Linked DNA regions of Homo sapiens: regions 1, 3 and 4 are each linked to region 2. Evidence: read pairs that join two places in POLR2A ChIA-PET (ENCODE). Cell type or tissue: B cell. All regions are shown on one strand. Region 1 overlaps FARS2 (phenylalanyl-tRNA synthetase 2, mitochondrial). Region 2 holds the start of LOC107986516 (a long non-coding RNA gene). Region 3 overlaps FARS2 (phenylalanyl-tRNA synthetase 2, mitochondrial). Region 4 overlaps FARS2 (phenylalanyl-tRNA synthetase 2, mitochondrial).

Region 1 (2,500 bases), 270 kb after region 2:
TATCTTCTTCCTGTAAATGTCATGGAACATTCTACCTTGCTTTTTCCTTACTAGACACCCAATTAAATTCCAATCATGATAACACCTTCCCTGGCTCTAAACCATACATGAATATGTAGATCACTATGAAGCTGTACACTATTAAACAAAACAGAAACAAAGCAAAAAACCAGCTGAAGCCTCTGTAAAGACCTGCTGGATGCCTGGATGTTCTAACTTAACCATCCCCACCACCTGCGCATCTGAGATTCAGCCTTGTGATTCCAAGCCCAGTCCCACCTCTCCGGAGAGACCATCTGGAGCCTGGCCAGCGGCTCACCATCAGGGCAGGCGGGCAGCCTTGCTGATGATTCTGCTGTAACAGCAGAGTCCCGCATCCCAGGCTGTGGCCTCCACATTCCTCTGTAACTGGGCCTTACCTAGGACTCCACTCTGCCAATGACTGGATCGCTGTCCCCCTAAGCCTTATTTCTCTGTGACCACTCATCTGCCCCACCACACATATCCACAGTGTCCACTGGCCACTTGTCTCTCTACCAAACATCCCTCCTAAGACAGACACCCAGGATCTTGGGTGCCATTAGGACCCCTGGCAGACATCTGTGCACATCATCAGTCCCTCCCCCCGGGGCTGACCTCATCCCTGTCTATGCTGGCCCCTTGCCTTCTTTGGTTCACCCTCCTGGCTGCTACTCAAGCCTCAGTTATGAGCAAATTAAAGAAAAGAATTAGCACAAGAGACATGGGAGCTGCCTCAGCCTGCACCCCTGTGTCAGTCGCGGCCCTGCTTGTGTGATCCTGGAGCCCAGCTTGTTTCTTGCTCTGGAGAAGACCAGCAACGTGAGGCCCAAGACTGCCAGACCTGTCTGTGCTGCTCAGAAATGTGAACTGGTGAAGCGTGACTCCAGTAGGTGTTACCTGCATATCCTTGAGACTTTCTCACAAATCACAGGCCTGTCTTTAGAGACCTAACTCCAAGATCTACAGTCAAGATAATGGTCCCTCTGAAGGGGCCAGGATGTATCCAAATTCATAAATCTCTTCGTTTTCAAGACAATATCATTAACTGTGGGAGCTATGGTACATTCAAGGCTGAGCCATGTGTGGGATGGGAAGAACTCAGGAGACACAGGTGGATGGACAGTGAGTTAGGCGGGGATGAGGGGCAGACTCCCATGCTGGCTCTGGACATCGAATTTGGGTGGTAGCCAGAAAGAAGTGATCTTGTGAACGGAGGGCACAAGTTTAAAAACCTCGAACAATTCAGAGTGTCACTCATAACTGCCCAAAATGAGGGGGCGGGGGCGGGGCCGCCCCACCCTACCCCATTTCTGCCAGCAATTCTGTGACTTATATCATGTCACAGGTTGCTCTTGGTGTGTGTTTAACTTGCTTGAATCTAATCATGAGGGGGTGGGGCAGGGAACATCAAAGGATGTGAGTTACTCTCATCCCTCATCTTGGAAAGAGAGCATTCCATCGCCACACTACAAAAAGGTGCCCAGGATGCCAAGGGAAGACAATAGCCAAAGACTCGCTGAAAACCGCTAAGTGAAAGTTAAAAAGGATTTCATGAAGGTGTGCATTGCAACAGCAGAACATTGAAGATACAGCTCCTTCAGCGCCCGGCTTCTCTCCCTGCCTAGCTGCTGTTGAGCAAGCAGTCTCTCTGCCTCTGCCCTTCTCTCTGCAGAGACACTACTCCTGGGTCCCTGCCAGGACAGCACTGAAGGGAATCCCGAAGAATCTTTAGGCAAATGGTGATGTGCAGGGCAACAAGGAGGAACAAGGTGTTTGGGGACTGAACAAACTGTGATTTAATTCATCTAATGCTGGTGTCAAGCAGGGCTGCTATGTGATGGGAATGAGATGCACCCATCGTAAGCTGTTAAAAGAAAGCTTGGGGAAGGAGGAAAGAGAAAGGAAGAAGGGGAAAACAGATATCCAGGCTAAAAACAGTTTGTGAGAATTGCTTTTTCGGCTGTCTGAACCACCACAACAAAAGTTCTTATACCCACATCACCAGCATTACAATAAAAATGGAAAAGAAAAGGAAGCAGCCAGGAGAGTTTTAAAGAGGCCTGGCAGTGTCTGGCCATCCCCTTGGTACTGCATGCTGCCAATTTCAAGGAGACACAACTTCTGACAAGCTCCCTGTACCCATGGCTCTCTCAAGATTAGCTGTCATTGGCTTTTCAGCGCTAGGCTATCTTTAAGTTCAGATAACTGCACTTATTTGGCTCTGTCCAGAGGAATAAGACCAGGATGTGATTTGCAAACCAGAAATGTCATCTCATCTGCCACTGTCCACAGCATTTTCCCAACACAGGACCCAGAGAACACCCAGACTGGCTATATAACTCTGCTGACCAGCATCGATGCCACTTTACAAAGTCTTTATTTTATTTATTTATTTTTTTTGAGACACAGTCTCGCTCTGTCACCCAGGCTGGAGTGTAGTGGCATGATCTAAGCTCACTGCGACCTCCGCCTCCTGGCT
Region 2 (2,500 bases):
TGAGACTGTGGGACTTCCAGGGTTAGCTCAGGAAAGGCAATGCTGCTTCCTCTTTGTTTGCTGGGACACTTGCCTTTAGAGCCTTAAGCCATAGTGTATGAAGTCTGACTGCTCTGAGGCCACCATGCTGTGTAGAAGCCCAGGCCACCTGGAGAGGCCACGTATGGGTGTTCCAGCTGCAGCCACAGCTGAGGTCCCAGCTGACAGCCAGTATCATCTACTGGACACATGGATGCCTCCAGGTGATTCCGGTCATATTGAGTCAACCCCCGGTGTTCATGCACCCAGTCAAGGCCCCAGACGTGGAGCAGAGCCAAGCTGTCCCTGATGTGTTCTATCCAAATTCCTGACCCACAGAATTTGGGAGCATAATAAAACAGTTGCTTTATGCAACTATGGTCATAGTGATTTGTTACACGTTGATAGTAACTTAAATGTGAAGGCTGCATAGAATCACGGTTAATAAGGAATCCAGAACCCATCTGCTTGACTCCCCCATTTACCACCACCTCCGCAACCTGGTGCAAGGTATTTCAACTCTTGTGCCTCAATTTTCTCATTGGTAAATTGTAGGTACTATTAGTGCCTACCTAATATGGGTTACTGTGAATATTCAGTGATTCAGAAAGTGCTTAAAACACTGCGTGGTACCCAGTAAACGCTCCATAAAGATTTGCTGTTCTATTCCAAAGCCTTTCCTGACCACTGTAGCCCATGGTGATGTCTTCTCTTATTCAATCCCTCATCGGGCACCACTCACCTTTCCCCAGGGACGACTGTTGGGTTGTCTAAGAATGTCTTCTCTCCCTGGCCTGACTGCTGGGGTCTTCAGGGCAGGGAACAGCATGCATCTGGCATCTCAACAGCTGTGGGCACAGAGCTTTGCACAGAATGGATGTTCTAAAGTATATGTTGAAGAAGAAAAACACAAGGCACAGACAGGCACATGAATGGCTCTCATTGGTTCAGTGCCAACGACAGCTCGGGAGGGCTGGTAACTCTCCATCCTCAGTGTGCTCTGCCTAAGATAATCCTCCTCCCTGGCACTTCTCTTCTATTATGCTCTTCATCCGCTCTCTTATGTTCCAGTCTTTTTGGAAGATTTTGGTTCAATGAGTTCCTTTCACGCTCAGTGTCAAAAGTACCTTGTTGCATTTCCTGATAAACAGTTGTTTGGACATATGGAAATTCCTAGCATTGCTCAAAGTTGACACGAGTATGGGAAATAGTCATTACCTCATCCTGCTAGCATGAGAGTTCCTGGATGCAGGTATTTTTGAAAGTAAATTGGCCTGGAGGAGCCAAGATGGCCGAATAGGAACAGCTCCGGTCTACAGCTCCCAGCGTGAGCGACGCAGAAGACGGTGATTTCTGCATTTCCATCTGAGGTACCGGGTTCATCTCACTAGGGAGTGCCAGAGAGCGGGCGCAGGTCAGTGGGTGCGCGCACCGTGTGCGAGCCGAAGCAGGGCGAGGCACTGCCTCACTCGGGAAGCGCAAGGGGTCAGGGAGTTCCCTTTCCGAGTCAAAGAAAGGGGTGACGGACGGCACCTGGAAAATCGGGTCACTCCCACCCGAATACTGCGCTTTTCCGACGGGCTTAAAAAACGGCGCACCGCCTGTAGTCCCAGCTACTCGGGAGGCTGAGGCAGGAGAATGGCGTGAACCCGGGAAGCGGAGCTTGCAGTGAGCCGAGATTGCGCCACTGCAGTCCGCAGTCCGGCCTGGGCGACAGAGCGAGACTCCGTCTCAAAAAAAAACAAACAAAAAAAAAAACAAAACAAAAAAAAACAGCGCACCACGAGATTATATCCGGCACCTGGCTCGGAGGGTCCTACGCCCACGGAGTCTCGCTGATTGCTAGCACAGCAGTCTGAGATCAAACTGCAAGGCGGCAGCGAGGCTGGGGGAGGGGCGCCCGCCATTGCCCAGGCTTACTTAGGTAAACAAAGCAGCCGGGAAGCTCGAACTGGGCGGAGCCCACCACAGCTCAAGGAGGCCTGCCTGCCTCTGTAGGCTCCACCTCTGGGGGCAGGGCACAGACAAACAAAAAGACAGCAGTAACCTGTGCAGACTTAAATGTCCCTGTCTGACAGCTTTGAAGAGAGCACTGGTTCTCCCAGCACGCAGCTGGAGATCTGAGAACGGGCAGACTGCCTCCTCAAGTGGGTCCCTGACCCCTGACCCCCGAGCAGCCTAACTGGGAGGCACCCCCCAGCAGGGGCACACAGACACCTCACACGGCAGGGTACTCCAACAGACCTGCAGCTGAGTGTCCTGTCTGTTAGAAGGAAAACTGACAAACAGAAAGGACATCCACACCAAAAACCCATCTGTACATCACCATCATCAAAGACCAAAAGTAGATAAAACCACAAAGATGGGGAAAAAACAGAACAGAAAAACTGGAAACTCTAAAAAGCAGACCGCCTCTCCTCCTCCAAAGGAATGCAGTTCCTCACCAGCAACGGAACAAAGCTGGATGGAGAATGACTTTGAC
Region 3 (2,500 bases), 390 kb after region 2:
GTCCCTGCTGTCATGTGTTCACTCACTTGAGCTTGTTTCTTGCTGAATTATCTGCTCATCTTATAGATTCCAATGGTAACAAAAAATAAATTAGGACAAAGACTACAAGAAAGATTCTGATGAGAGGAATCCACGTGGGGGATGATCCCCTCGGAGATGTGGCATCCAAAACTATACTAGGTCTCAACATGGGGATCACCTACATTCCTGGTGAAAATTCCTCTCTTGGTGCACACTGCACTTAATGGTTTATATCACTGACTTGATTGTTTTCCCAGACATTTCACATCTTTGCCTTTCATCTCTTCAAAGAGTTAATAACTCCCCATTAGAATATGCATATATATTGCAGTGCTAGAAAATAAGTAGAGGAACTTAATAACTTATTGTGAAACATAGAAGCATACCTTGCTTTAATAAAACTTCATGCCTTGTTCCCTTTCTCTATTTGCCTATAAAAACCCAGAACTCTCAATCACTTGCTTACCAGACATTCTGAAATTGAGAAGCAAAAGAAACCTTCTCCTACCTCGGGGCATAAGCTCTGGCCACCCATCCCATTTGGATCGTCAGGTTTTAACAGGCTACACACTTATAAACAAATTCTTATACACCTCTAAGTTCTTCTCCCCTGCTCTCTGCTTCTCCCTTGTCCCTCTGCTCCCTCCGGTCTTCTCTCTGTGTGCCATCATGGCGTGTCCGCAGTCTGACCCACTAGCCGGGAGGCCACTGAGAGGTGGGCTGGGACACTGGAAAATGAGCTTCATTTAGAAATTAAGCTCAAATCATAAGTTCTGCCTCTCTTAAAAGCTATTACCATTGACAATGAACAGCTCTGCTTCCTCTTCACGTTCTCTTAAAGCCATCATGAGCCCCTGCCTTCCACCCCAGCCTGCCAATTACACACTCCTGTCAGGGGACTTTCACTTTTAACTGCTTTTTACAGACATAAGTGAAAGTACTAAAAATTAAAAGCTGAAAGGAGATGAAAAGAAACATGCTTCAAACTCCTTCTCAGCCATTACGAATCAACAGGAGCTAAACATCAGATTTTTTTTTTTTAAAGAGCTTCCTTTTTATGAACAAGTAAAACGTATGTAGAAGAGAATACCTCAAACCCCAAATGGGTTGTGCATGTAACATTTTAACTCGTGTGCCCAGTTCCTAAGTAAATGTTACCAGTGTGACCACACTTAACAGTGGAAAGCTAGTCAGCCATGGCAGAGTTCAGCAACTGCTATTGTTAACCACACTGTAAATGTGTTAGAAGCCATCACTTTTTTTGCTGCCAAATTCTGAAACCTCTGTCTCTGAAAGGCTGCAAGCACTGTATTCACAGAGAAGGTAGGTGGCAGAAAGGGGTTAAAGAGGTTAGGTGTCTGTGTGAATCGGATTTTAGAAAGATCTAAAACTCCAAACAGCAGTGTGCATGCACTCAAATGTGCAAAACTGGAAAAAGTCATCCTATGTTGAAAAATCAAAGCCATTTACAGTAGACATGTATCCAGGAAAGGGGGCAGTCTTTAAATATATGGTTAGCCTCTTAGCCTCTCTCTGTGAAAAACTCTGGATTGCCAAGAGCAACACTGAAGATTTACTGTTATAGTCAGATTTCCCCTGCTATCTTATTGTTCACGAACTTTCAGAGCGATTCTCCATCTAGCTGTTTTCATGAATGCCTCAGTGATCAACCACTGAAGCAGATGACCTTTCTCACCAGTTGCCATGTCTATTAGCTAAATCTGCTCTTTCCCCTCAAAGCAGATCCTTCCCAGGCTCCAAGCATCTTCGTGTAATGTTATGAAGGTTTGTATATGCTGGGTGTCCACAGAGTGATACCCGTCTGGAATCTTAGGCAGTGGTGGGAGGTGCTAGAGACAAACCAGGGAAGCTTCTGCACTGATCCCAACCAAAACATGGGGAAGGAGCCTGCAGAATTGTAAACAGAAGACAATTCGGTGGTTAAGAGGCTGTGCCCAGCCCCACTCTCTCTAGCTGCCCATTTGAATGTTGGACCAACAGTGGGGCATTCACAAATCTTGAGAGTCAAGGTTCAGGTTTTAGTTTCAACTCACAGTGGGGTTCCTCTATTCTGCTGGCCTTGTTTTCTCTCTGCTAAAAAACTTCCGTTAGAGTGACTCTCCTGACCCCACACCCTGCCCTTTACTGAGTCCCGCTAGGAGCTCAGTACTCCCTAGGAGGAGCAAGTTACTTGCTGGTCCATATTTCTGGATGAGGCGGAGCTGATCTACTAAAAGACCTTGAAGTTGGGAATAGGCTTTCTTGCCCTGCTCTCCACTGGGACAGCTGAGAGACTATGCTTGTTATGCAGACCCCACCATTCTCCAGGTTGGGCTGGAGGGGAGGGAGGGAGAGCAGGTCCTCTTGATGCAGATGCAAAGCCATGTGATTCCATCAGCTGAGGAGAAATAAAGCTGACATTCTCTTTCCTTCACCTGTTTCAATGTCTTAATTTGCTTAAAACTCAGGTGGAAAAGAA
Region 4 (2,500 bases), 320 kb after region 2:
AAATTGTCAAAACTTTAAACAAATAATGCAAGTCAACTTTCAATATCATCGTCTCTTCTCATTTCCTCACATATCCACCAAAATAAACACCTTAGGAAGATGTTCCAACTATTCAAATCTAGATAGCACTTTCTAGATAGAACATTTTATTCTATCTTTTTTCTTTCACTTTTCAGTCCTTGGTCAAGGAAGAAATATTTTCTGCTTAACAGACAGAAACATTTGGGAGAACAGACCTCCAAAAGCTTAATACAGCTATGATTAAAAAGAAATAACAATGTGAGTTTGGCTTTTGCTGATGACTAGCATTTACATAACCTGTCCTTAAGCAAGGTTCAAGAATTGAAGGATCCTTAAAGAGTCCAGCATGTTGGGCAGGCAGGGAAGAAACACTGTATGCCTGACCCTGACATCCGTCTTCTACCTCTCTCCCCAACCCCTGTTAATGCAGTCCTCTTTTCTGGAGGAAGCTTTCCTTTATCTTACCTGTTGACCTTTGCACTCTGTCCTCTTGACAGCCATTCCCAAGCATCAACCCATGCCAGTGCTTGCTCAGCAACTACCTCTCCCCCATAACAATATGCCCTGACTTCACCTCCCCTGGACCATCCTCTCTTAAAGGGCTCAGCTCTGACTCATCCTCCACAGTAAACAACCCTGTTCCAACTTCTCACTTCTATCTTGGCCTGAGTTGTCACTTGGGCCAGCCATACCTAAGACCAGTTGCTCAGCTGAAGACTTGACTATGCCAATTAAAACAAACAAAACAAAGACAATGACCACTACCACCACCACAATGAAGTTGTTTAAATTCACATTTTTATATTCCTGCTCAAATACGGTGGCTCACGCCTGTAATCCCAGCACTCTGGGAAGCCGAGGTGGGTGGATCAGTTGAGCTCAGCATGGACAATGTGGCGAAACCCCATCTCCACAAAAACTATACAAAAATTAGCCGGGCATGGGGGCATATGCTTATAGTCCCAACTACTCAGGAGGCTGAGGTGGGAGGATCGACCGAGCCCAGTTGGTCAAGGATGCAGAGAGCCATGACTGTGCCACTGCACTCCAGCCTGGGCAACAGAGTGAGAACCTGTCTCAAAAAAAAAAAAAAAATTATACTCCTGTACTCACCTGGCCAAAATTGAACTCATCATCTTCTTCTCCAGACCTGTTTTTTCTCCTGTTTCTCATCTACCCAGCTCCCAAGGCAGAAACCTAGGAACCATTTTCTTTCTGGCTCATGTTTACCTACTGTGATTAAACACCCACTTTACCCAGGTCAATCCCAGTTTGCACCGAGACATGCAACACAGTTATTAACAGTGCCCCTGCAAGTCTCAAAGGCAGCCAGACCCCAATTTAGGTGTTAAGCCATAGGGTCACTCTGCCTCTGCCTCACATAAGGATCCAAGATCTTTCAATGTTTTCTCCTAAAATTTCCTGAGCCCAACCCTACCTTCTAGTCTCTCTGTTACTACCCTACATGATATCACATCATTTCTTCTGTGCCGGGCCTCGAGTGGGCTCCTAGCCTCATGGCCCCAATCTATCCTCATCTTATCCGCACTGGGATCTGTCTAAAATAGAAATCTGATCACAAAATTGGATGTCTTGCTAATTGCCTTACAGAAACCATTCAAAGCCTAAGCTTTGCGAGCTAAGTTTGCCACTGCCCACATTCCCCACACTAACTCAGCACACTCTGCTATAAACACCCTACACTGAACCACAGACTATGGCTGTCTCACGCCTCCAGGACTTTGCTCACACTTCTGTCTCCTTCCCATTACTGGACTGATTGCCTGCCACACAGTGCAGACTCCTCAGGCCTAGCTACCTTTATCAAGCACCTATACATATTAATGCCCCTCCCTCACTAGTGCGGGAGCTATCTGAAGGCAGGAAACTATACTTCCTGTGTCCCCAGGGTCAAGCACGGTGCCTGGCACAAGAGCAGATGCTCAGAAATGTTTTATAAATAATTAATAACGCTCTTGTGTTTGGGATAAATCCTGTTGAATGTCACATACATCAACAAAAATCTTAATAAAGAGCAGAGAAATCACTCCCATTGTGGATTTATGCAGCCTGGGACCATTTCCCCCTTGCTATGTTGACAGTTGAACGTGAATCAGAACCGCATATTACAAGAGTGACAAGAGACAGAGTGAAAGAAAATGCCACATAGAGAAAAACAGCAAGAGACACAGACAGAAAGGGGGAAGGACAGAGACAGACCAGACAGAAGCAGAGAGAGGGCTTGCACTCTGCACTGTTCACATAATCACAAGTCAACAGAGAAACACTCATCTCTTTTCACAACAACTTTTTTAAGCTGGCAAGATTAAGTCAAGATGAATGTCAGGAGTAACAATGCAATCTGAGGTACACAGAAGAGGAGATAGGAAAATCCTACTCACTTTCATAGCATCCTAGAATAAGGAGTGGCCTTTGAGAGTATCTGAACTTATTTTACCAGTGAGAAAATGTAGTGACA

What was found. Peaks named below come from ENCODE experiments on the same cell type or tissue, not always from the same donor. Only the 100,000 strongest peaks of a DNase experiment are listed, where the experiment ranks them.
Region 1: POLR2A ChIA-PET joins it to region 2 with 9 read pairs; 4 of 35 experiments call an interaction of 5 or more read pairs at or near these places.
Region 3: POLR2A ChIA-PET joins it to region 2 with 9 read pairs; 1 of 35 experiments calls an interaction of 5 or more read pairs at or near these places.
Region 4: POLR2A ChIA-PET joins it to region 2 with 6 read pairs; 2 of 35 experiments call an interaction of 5 or more read pairs at or near these places.

Annotation. Positions count from the first base shown.
Region 1 is chr6:5,623,633-5,626,132 of GRCh38, reverse strand. All of the region lies in intron 6 of FARS2 (phenylalanyl-tRNA synthetase 2, mitochondrial), which reads right to left. Among named protein-coding and RNA genes, the nearest start is that of FARS2-AS1, 170 kb to the right of the region's middle. In B cell, no CTCF peak of the experiment used is centred here; no DNase peak of the experiment used is centred here; H3K27ac peaks cover 55 bases.
Region 2 is chr6:5,891,208-5,893,707 of GRCh38, reverse strand. LOC107986516 (a long non-coding RNA gene) reads right to left here and starts at 2,140. Exons shown (of 2, transcript XR_007059427.1): 1 at 761-2,140. RefSeq lists an enhancer at 1,573-2,202. In B cell, a CTCF peak has its summit at 1,419; a DNase peak (open chromatin) is centred at 1,230; H3K4me3 peaks cover 763 bases; H3K27ac peaks cover 1,175 bases.
Region 3 is chr6:5,505,949-5,508,448 of GRCh38, reverse strand. All of the region lies in intron 4 of FARS2 (phenylalanyl-tRNA synthetase 2, mitochondrial), which reads right to left. Among named protein-coding and RNA genes, the nearest start is that of FARS2-AS1, 49 kb to the right of the region's middle. RefSeq lists an enhancer at 953-1,082. In B cell, no CTCF peak of the experiment used is centred here; DNase peaks (open chromatin) are centred at 1,068, 1,678 and 1,928; H3K4me3 peaks cover 1,527 bases; H3K27ac peaks cover 2,500 bases.
Region 4 is chr6:5,567,855-5,570,354 of GRCh38, reverse strand. The region is part of intron 5 of FARS2 (phenylalanyl-tRNA synthetase 2, mitochondrial); the gene reads right to left. Among named protein-coding and RNA genes, the nearest start is that of FARS2-AS1, 110 kb to the right of the region's middle. In B cell, no CTCF peak of the experiment used is centred here; no DNase peak of the experiment used is centred here.